Regions from separate parts of the Homo sapiens genome. Here region 1 is linked to region 2. A link is a contact called in ENCODE Hi-C or POLR2A ChIA-PET data. All regions are on one chromosome and are shown on one strand. The core of a region is the stretch at or near the end of the contact, and the rest is flanking DNA. Distances in the headings are between cores, read along the strand shown.

The links. A loop is a pair of places that touch in the nucleus more often than their neighbours do. ChIA-PET counts read pairs that join two places held with the same protein, here RNA polymerase II (POLR2A). Pooled maps may share reads with other maps.
Region 1: a map with no recorded cell type shows a loop between it and region 2 (7-fold over the local background). The contact joins two enhancer-like sites. A Hi-C loop is called at or near these places in 5 of 37 single-sample maps with no recorded cell type and 6 of 50 pooled maps. POLR2A ChIA-PET finds 5 or more read pairs at or near these places in 1 of 52 experiments (WTC11).

Annotation. Positions count from the first base shown.
Region 1 is chr3:12,645,835-12,650,470 of GRCh38, forward strand. All of the region lies in intron 1 of RAF1 (Raf-1 proto-oncogene, serine/threonine kinase), which reads right to left. Among named protein-coding and RNA genes, the nearest start is that of RAF1, 16 kb to the right of the region's middle. RefSeq lists an enhancer at 2,894-2,943. Within about 2 kb of position 1,942, at least 5 of the 41 ENCODE cell types and tissues checked have a DNase peak (open chromatin) inside an H3K27ac peak, as active enhancers do.
Region 2 is chr3:12,191,692-12,196,414 of GRCh38, forward strand. It overlaps SYN2 (synapsin II), which reads left to right. Exons shown (of 13, transcript NM_133625.6): 13 at 1-341. Among named protein-coding and RNA genes, the nearest start is that of TIMP4, 35 kb to the left of the region's middle. RefSeq lists an enhancer at 3,150-3,199. Within about 2 kb of position 1,905, at least 13 of the 41 ENCODE cell types and tissues checked have a DNase peak (open chromatin) inside an H3K27ac peak, as active enhancers do.

The DNA.
Region 1 (4,636 bases), core at 692-3,191, 450 kb after region 2:
AAGAGCTGGGATTACAAGGCATGAGCCACTGTGCCTGGCTTATTACATTACTTTTAAATAAATATTGTTTGTAAATAATGCATCAGACCTCTGTGTGGAGGAAAGAAAAAGACTGTATATACCATGTCTTATATATCACAAGCAATTAAAATTTTTCTTCATATTTAAGAGATTTTTACTTCACTTCTAAACAACAAAGGATTTAGCTTAAATTCATTAGAGCAGTCATATTCTTAATGCTTTTTTATAACTTATCCTTTCTTTTTACTCATTAAATAATATACTAATAGATGGTGTATCAAAAATCTAATCTTTGTTTTTTAGAGACGGAGTCTCCCTTTGTCACCTAGGCTGGAAGTGCAGTAGCTTCATCATAGCTCACTGTAGCCTCAAACTCCTGGGCTCAAGCAATCCTCCCACCTCAGCCTCCTGAGTAGCTGGAAAAATATAATCTTTCATTCATGCAGCTAACATTATAATCTACAGCAAATGGATAAAGAATTAAGACAGGCAGAAATATAATAACGATATTACCGGTTTCTTTTAAGTCTTTTTTTTGAGGTGGAGTCTTCCTCTGTCACCCACGCTGGAGTGCAGTGGCACGATCTCAGCTCACTGCAACCTCTGCCTCCAGGTTCAAGTAATTCTCCTACCTCATCCTCCTGAGTGGCTGGGACTACAGGTGCGCACCACCAACGCCCTGCTAATTTTTGTATTTGTCTTTTTTTTTTTTTTGAGACAGAGTCTCACACTATTGCCAGGCCGGAGTGCAATGGCACAATATCGGCTCATTGCAACCTCCACCTCCCGGGTTCACATGATTCTCCTGCCTCAGCCTCCCGAGTAGCTGGGATTATAGGCACACACCACCACACCCGGCTAATTTTTTGTATATTTAGTAGAGACGGGTTTTACTATGTTGGCCAGACTTGTCTCAAACTCCTGACCTCAGGAGCCACCTGCCTCAGCCTCCCAAAACGCTGGGATTACAGGTGTGAGCCACCACGCCCAGCCTAATTTTTGTGATTTTAGTAGAGAAAGGGTTTCAATGTGTTGGCCAGGCTGGTCTCAAACTCCTGACCTCAAATGATCCACCCACCTTGGCCTCCCAAAGTGCTAGGATTACAGGAGTGAGCCACTGTGCCTGGTTTTTAAAGTCATTATTAAAATCTTCATTACCGGCCAGGCGTGGTGGCTCACGCCTGTAATCCCAGCACTTTGGGAGGCCGAGGCGGGCAGATCACGAGGTCAGGAGATCGAGACCATCCTGGCTAACATGGTGAAACCCCGTCTCTACTAAAAATACAAAAAATTAGCCTGGTGTGGTGGCGGGCACCTGCAGTCCCAGCTACTCGGAAGGCTGAGGCAGGAGAATGGCGGGAACCCAGGAGGCGAAGGCTGCAGTGAGCTGAGATCGCGCCACTGCACTCCAGCCTGGGCGACAGAGCGAGACTCCATCTCAAAAAAAAAAAAAAAGAAATTCAGGCCAGGCATGGTGGCTCACCCCTGTAATCTCAGCACTTTGAGAGGTTGAGGCAAGCAGACTGCTTGAGCCTAGAAGCTTGAGACCAGCCTGGACAACATGGAGAAACCCCATCTCTACAAAAAATCAGCCATGCACGGTGTAGCACATGTGTAGTCCCAGCTATTCAAGAGGCTGAAGTGGGAGGATCACCTGAGCCCAGGGAGGTCCAGGTTGCAGTGAGCCATGATTGTGCCACTGCATTCCAGCCTGGGCAACAGAGTGAGACCCTGTCTCAAACAAACAAACAAACAAACAAAACAAATAAATAAATTTTAAGTGGTCACAACACTGGAAAAAAAATAACTTTCACACATAAAAAGTTTCTGCTGAGCAAATATGCTCAAATGTTAGTTTCCTAACCAGTCCAAAAGGGCACTCTCATGCACTGCAAGGTGATGTGTACGTGTCAATATTTTTCGTTTCCTCACTCCTCTTTCTCAATTTCTGACCACAAACTGGTAACTTCATCAGATGACAGCCCAGAATAAACACACATGAAGAAATAAGCCACTCTACTCTTCTAAAAGTTAGCAGGGGCTGTACAAGTTTACAAAACAGACTCCTACATTTTAAAAGTGTAACTTTAAAAATACAAGTTAAAAACGAGCTAGTTCAAAAACAATTATGCTAAAACAAATCAGTTCCACAAATGATACCTGGAGCCAACTTTATTTTTAACTCTCACCACAAATAAGCTTAAATTATTTTCATTTTAAATCACATTGTCTGGACTCTTTTTTAACCCGAGTTTTTCTTTTCACCTTCAAATCAGTCATTGTTTTCTTCATCTAGTCAGCAACTGCTGATTTTTAAAATAAACAGATGTGTATTCAAAGTACACCATTAACACAAGTACCAAAACACACAATGTACAAATAAAATATGGTTTAGGAATGATTATTCAGATAGCCAAGTAACAGCGAAGTTAAAAAAAAAAAAAAAAAAGCTACATAATGAAGTAGGAAGGAAGGGGGAAAAAAATCACCTGGAAACACTAACAATTTCCACACTAATTTCTCTTTCATACTAAAGGCATTAATTTTCACAGTAAATCTTGCATATTCAACAAGTGGTTAAAAAAAATTAGCCCTCCTCAAAGATAAGGACACAGAATATAAGTGAATCATTCATTCTACACACTGGCATCACTCATTTGGCAGAGGAGATGTGTCCTCAAGAGAAGAGGTATTCCCCCAAGTTTACATCTTACCAAAGCAGTTTCAAGAAGTAACCATCTATATTAGCCGGATGTGGTGGTGCACACCTGTATTCCCTACTCAGATGGCTGAGGCACGAGAATCATGTGAACCCAGGAAGCAGAGGTGGCTGTGAGCCGAGATCGCACCACTGTCCTCCAGCCTGAGTGACAGAGTGAGATTCTGCTTCAAAAAAAAAAAAGTAACCATCTGATTCAGCCAGCTCCCCTACACTTCCTTCTGGAGTCAATGGCTTTCAAATAGAAAAATTCCCATCGGCCGGATGCGGTGGCTCACGCCTGTAATCCCAGCACTTTAGGAGGCCGACGTGGGCGGATCACCTGAGGTCGGGAGTTCAAGACCAGCCTGACCAACATGGAGAAACCCAGTCTCTACTAAAAATACAAAATTACCCAGGCGTGGTGGCACATGCCTGTAATGCCAGCTACTTGGGAGGCTGAGGCAGGAGAATTGCTGGAACACAGGAGGCAGAGGTTGCAGTGAGCCAAGATCACGCCATTGCACTCCAGCCTGGGTAACAAGAGCAAAACTCAGTCTCAGAAAAAAAGAAAGAAAGAAAAGAAAAAGAAAAATTCCCTAGTCTTTAGTGGTGCGCTCAATAGTAAACTTTAACAACTTCTAAGAGTTACAGTAAGACACCTGTAAAACTGATAATATCATTTGTTCTTCAGAAATTACTTTTAACCAACTTTTCAATAATAATTTTCTCAAAAGAAAGACATGTTTAAAATTTTTCCCTGGCCAGGCATGGTGGTTCATGCCTGTAATCTCAGTAATTTGGGAAATCAAAGCAGTAGAATGGCTTGAGCCAAGGAGTTCAAGACCACCCTGGTCAACAGAGTGACACCTCATCTTTATAAAAATAAAACAAAATTAGCTGGGCATGGTGACACATGCCTCTAGTCTCAGCTACTAAGGAGGCTGAGGCGGGAGGATCACTTGAGCACAGGAGTTTGAGGCTGCAGTGAGCTATGATCGTGCCACTGCACTCCAGCATGGGGGCCAGAGACTGTCACACACACACACACACACACACACACACACAGTTTTCACTGTTAGTTACACCATTAATTCATTAAAGCTCTAAATTATACCCTGCTATTTTGCCAGAGGATAAAATAGTAAATGAAACACAAAAATATAACCTAGGGTCAGGCTCACACCTGTAATCTCAACACTTTGGGAGGCCGAGGTGGGAGGAGTGCTTGAGCCCAGGAATTCCAGATCAGCCTGGGCAACTGAGGGGGAACATCAACTCTACAAAAAAATTGTTTTTAATTAGCTGGGCAGCCAGGCACAGTGGCTCATGCCTGTAATCCCAGCACTTTGGGAGGCCGAGGCAGGCAGATCACCAGGTCAGGAGTTCGCGACCAGTCTGGCCAACATAGTGAAACCCCATCTCTACTAAAAATACAAAAAATTAGCCAGGTGTGGTGATGGGCGCCTGTAATCCCAGCTACTCGGGAGGCTGAGGCAGGAGAACTGCATGAACCCAGGAGGCGGAGGTCGCATTGAGCCAAGATCACGCCATTGCACTCCAGCCCGGGAGACAGTGCGAGACTCCATCTCAAAAAAAAAAAAAAAAAAAAAAAAAAAAATTTAATCAGGCATGGTAGTCATGCCTACAGTCCCAGCTACTCAGGAGGCTAAGATAGAAGGATTGTCTGAGCCCAGGAGGTCGAGGCTGGAGTGAGCCGTGACTGCATCACTGCACTCTAGCCTGGGTGACAAAATGAAACCCCATCTCAAAAAAGAAAATATAACCTACATAATTATATACCAAAGCATTGAAGAACTACATGTATTTCCTATAATCTTGTTATAATCCATCATCCAGTATAGGACATTGCACAAAATTAGGTACTCAAATATCTGCTGAATATCAATGGAGAAA
Region 2 (4,723 bases), core at 655-3,154:
CCTATATTACGGACTTTGTAACCTTTCAAATAAGCACAGAACCCTTGCTCCCGGAGGAGTCAATTTAGACTCACTTGCCTGGTCTATCATCAAGCTCCTCAGCTGAGGCCCACATGGTGGTGCCAATGAGGCTGGACCAACCTGCTCTGACAACCAGGCTCCCACAGATCTCAACGAAGGCATCCTAAAGAGGCCTGCAATTGAGGGTGGGCTCTGAGGGATTTCACTCTGGCTGCTTCATGACTCCCTGATACTCAAGTATATTTTCCCAAAGACCACGGATGCTGTGAAGATAAACACTACATCTGCACCAATAAAAAATCCATATATTAAAATGTTAATATCTGAATGTTAATAAGTATCTAGATAATTTCCTACACATGACACCCATCCTACTAACTCAACAAGATAACCTCCTCCAAATGCCACTATCTTAACTTCTCTTCACGGGCAGTAGATGCTGCAAGGTCAGAGAATGAATTTCTCCGAGAACCAGGGTCTCCTTTCTTACTCATTCTCTGTTTTCACAGTTCAAGGATTGAGCACCGTACCCTCTTCTTACACTTAGAAAACAGGAAGTAGAACCTCCCATTGAGTGACCCCTGGGGGGTGAGAGCCCTCCTCCCACAACACACATAACTAAGGAACAAACCAACCAAACCAATGCGTGGGGTACCTGGGCGCAAGGCAATTGACCTTTAGAGTTCCTTCTGTTTCCAGCTGTAGGGGAGGCAGATGTCCTCTTAACGTTCTGTGGCTGGGCCTGAAAATTAAGCATACATAAGACAGATGAACAGGACAAACGTATACACATTTTATTTAATATTTTTATGCGTACGTGGGAATCTTCATAAGGAAAATGAAGACCCAAGCTGTTAAGCCCAAAACTTGTATACCATTTTAAACAAAGAATGATAAATTGTGACGATATGACAAAACAAAGGCGTCTGGGCTAGTCAGCCAGTAAATTGTGGGAAAGTAGGAAATATATGGGAGAAACTAATGGGAGAGAAGGGTTACAAGTTTTAGTAAGGTTTTGTCTGTGGAGATTCATCTCAGTGTCAACTCCCTGTCTCTGGTGATAAGAATGTTTGTTCCCTTCTTCCTTCTGGGGGAGAGGCACCCTTCCCACAAGAAGTTTTAGTCCTGCTTCAGACAGGAAGGGGGAAGTCGGAAAACCTTTCCTGCATCTGTTGTTGTTCTGTTGCCTTCAGCTCAACATAAACAATATGCCAAAGTGGCATATTTTGAGGTAGCATACTCTGACCCCCTTCACAAACCAAGAGTCTGCCACTAGCCATTGCTTCTATCCCCGATTCCAAATATGTTTTAAGAGAAGTCATTCATTTAGTCAAAACATTTATTGAGCACTTACGATAAACATAAACATTGTGATGGATTCATAGGAATATTTGCTGACACTTCCATAGTCAGGCACTATTCTAAATACTTAATGCTCATCAACTTATGTGTTCCTTATAATAAGCCTATATGGTAGGTGCTGTTATTATTTTATAAATGAGAAATGGAGGCACATCAAGGTCAATAACTCACTCAGGGTCACTCAGCTGGGCAAGTGGCAGAGCTGGGATTTGAACCAACCTAAGCAGTGCAGCAGCAGAACTCATGGCCTGAGCTACTTTGCCATATTACTTTTATTTAATCTAGCAAAGTCAACAAGACAATTGTATTAAATTTTACACAGTGTGATAAGAGGTGCACACAAAAATTTACAGCATATCCACCTCTTTACATTCTCTCTCCATCCCCTGACCCCAGGGAAAGAAGGACTGGGAGAAAGTTAGGACATCTGTGACCAGTGTTGACCCCTTGTCCTAAAACCATGAGTAACATACACAATGTTTCTTATTCTGATAGAATATAATTCTGGTTCTTAAAAAATTACTCATTCTTCCACATGTGATGTCAGACCAAAAACCACAAGTGGCTTATTTAGAAAATGAGTCAGCCTGGAAATGCTGCAGTGACAAAAAGGAGAGGCATTTACCATAGGTCAGGCAGCACCCTGGTCTGAAGGACATATGGATTCTCTCCAGCCCTTAGTAATGGGGTGGGGCTGGGGGTGGGGAAGTTCCATTCAGAAACAGCCTTCTTGCTACTTAAAAAAGACAGCCCCAGAGACTGGGAAGTTGGCTATTCAACAACCATCAATAAATATTCAGTGAATACTGTGATAAAAATTATCTACAGCTAAGATCTCTGAAAGATTGGTTGCAGTCTTCTACAGATCTTGAAGCCTTGTCTGTAGGCCAGCTTTGACCACTGTGCAACCACCTCTGCAGTTTATGGGGATTCCCTACCTATGTCTTCACCCCAGATTAGTAAAGGTAGAAAGCCTCATCCCTGCCCACATGGAACTCATCATCATCTTGGGTCAAGATAAATTAATTCTGTATTTTATTGATTTGTTCACAACCCCTTATTTTATTTAGCGCCATAAATTTTATGAGAGGAATATAAAAATGAATTAAGCAAGGATTCGGCCCTTACAAAGTTTATAGCCCAGTAGGGAAGATGTGTAAATATAAAGAAGAAAATGTAATGCATTAAGTCAAATGCAGTCAAAATGTTAGTTTGGAAAAAAAAAATAAGCTTGATAGGTATTGGTGAGGATATGAGAAGCAGAAGGAAGTCTTACACGTTGCTAATGGGGGTGCATGTTGGTACTGCCATTTCAGGGAACAATTTGGCAATCATGCGTAAACCCTATGACTCAGCAATTCCATTTCTGAACATTTACTCTAGAGAATCTCTTGCACATGTACATAAGAAACCAAGTAAAAGAATATTGGTCACAGCACTCTTTGTGCAAAGACTGGAAATAACCACCTCTCGTGGGGAATTAAAATATATGGTTTATTCATAAATTGGAATACTGTGTAGGAGTTAAATAAAATATATGAGGAATGCAGATGAGTTCAGGTAAGATATGAAAGGAGAATGAATAAGATGAGCCAGGCAAGTGTAAAATGGACCACAAGCAGCATATGCTGTTGCAGTGGGGCAAGCTTCTAGCTCAGGAGCTCAGAGAAGACCGCACCCTGGAGGTGAGCTGTGCACAGCCCACAGGACAGGAGGCACGCCACCTGCCGGGACTGGGCTGGGTGCACAGAATTCAGTCACTGAGTTTTACAGCTGGAAGTTGCATCTAGTTGCATCAAGGCCCAGGCAACTTAAGGAGTTTGCCAAGGTTACAAAGGGAGTTAGTAATAGAAGCAAATGAGTCTCAACACTAAGTGTCTGGTGGGCCACTGGGAACATTGCCTTTCCTGAAATAAATGAAATGGGTTTCATATTTGGGGGCCCTCCAGGGTGAGAGAGACTTATGGAATCATTTCACAGAGGCCAGGAGGCAAAGGGAAGAGATAGTGTTGGCTAGTGGAAAGAGCCTGGGTTTTGGAATCAAATTGAGTTTAAATCCAGGCTCTGCTAGTTATTAGCTAATTGATTATGTAGTTTAACTTTTCTGTGTCTCAAATTTTCTCATCTATAAAATGAGAACAATGCTACCTTTCCAAGGAGGTTGTCTTAAGAATTAAACAAGCTGATAGAGTCTGTTCCTAACAGTGGTTAGCATGCGAGATCACAAGAAACCATCTCTGTCACATAGAAAACCTGTATGAGTAAGTCCCAAACCCCCTTTCCCCAGGACTCCTCCAGGAGCAGCCAAACGAATGCCAAACATGCCTTTCTCCTGCTCCTGCAACCAGGGGAACCTCTAGGGCAATTTCAGCCCATCCAATGTCTTTTCCTAGGGCTATGGCTCCTTTTAGTTGTATTAGCTAAACTGAGCTGAGGGTGGACACTTGGGGAGGCCTGTGCTGTGCCAAGGCATTCCAATAGCAGTAAACACACGGCAGACACATACATACGTACACACATGCACACAAAGTAAAAACTGCAGCTACAGAAATAACAACGCAAACCCCAGGTGATCACAATGGATGCTTTTTTAAACACTGAGACCATACCATCATTCCTACAATGGTATGGTTCCCTTCAAAGCAATTCCTTTGGGAGATTATTTATTCCTACAAGGCTGCTGCTTATGTTCAGAACATAATTGCCTTCAGATCTGTAGTACATTATTTGAATTTCTGTAACTCTTGGAAGATCAGGAATTCTTTACCTGGAATCCAGGTATTCTCATGCATGTATTGTGCATTTCGGCAGGCCCTCAACACACATAAAATATCAAGAATCGTTGCTTTAGGGAGTAAATTTTGATATAAACAAATTTAATTCTTTTGGAGTCAAATCTAGTGATTAAGCTAGATAATATATACAGTCCAAAATGCAATGTGACTATAAGTTAATGAGATAACGTTCTGTGGCTTACAAACTAGTTCTGAAGTAAATTAATCCCAGAAAGGGGTCTCAGATCCATTTTGAATAGTTTCTCTCTGAAATAAATGTATAGACCCATCAAGGTTATCAGGTTTGAAAGAGAAGTTGCATTCCAACAAGCAAATTCTGTTGTTTGTGGAAAATAAACAATTTATTACTGTCTAATTTGCAGGTTACAGGCTACATTTAGAATAATGTTTTCTCCTCAAATAATCATAACATTATTCCTTACATTTGTATTTTACAGTTTATGTAGCACCTTGCAGTTTAAAGGCACTTTACAGTTTACAAACACTGATTCATCTGTCATTTTGTGGAATTCTCACAATAGCCCCATGAAGCTATCCCTCATCGT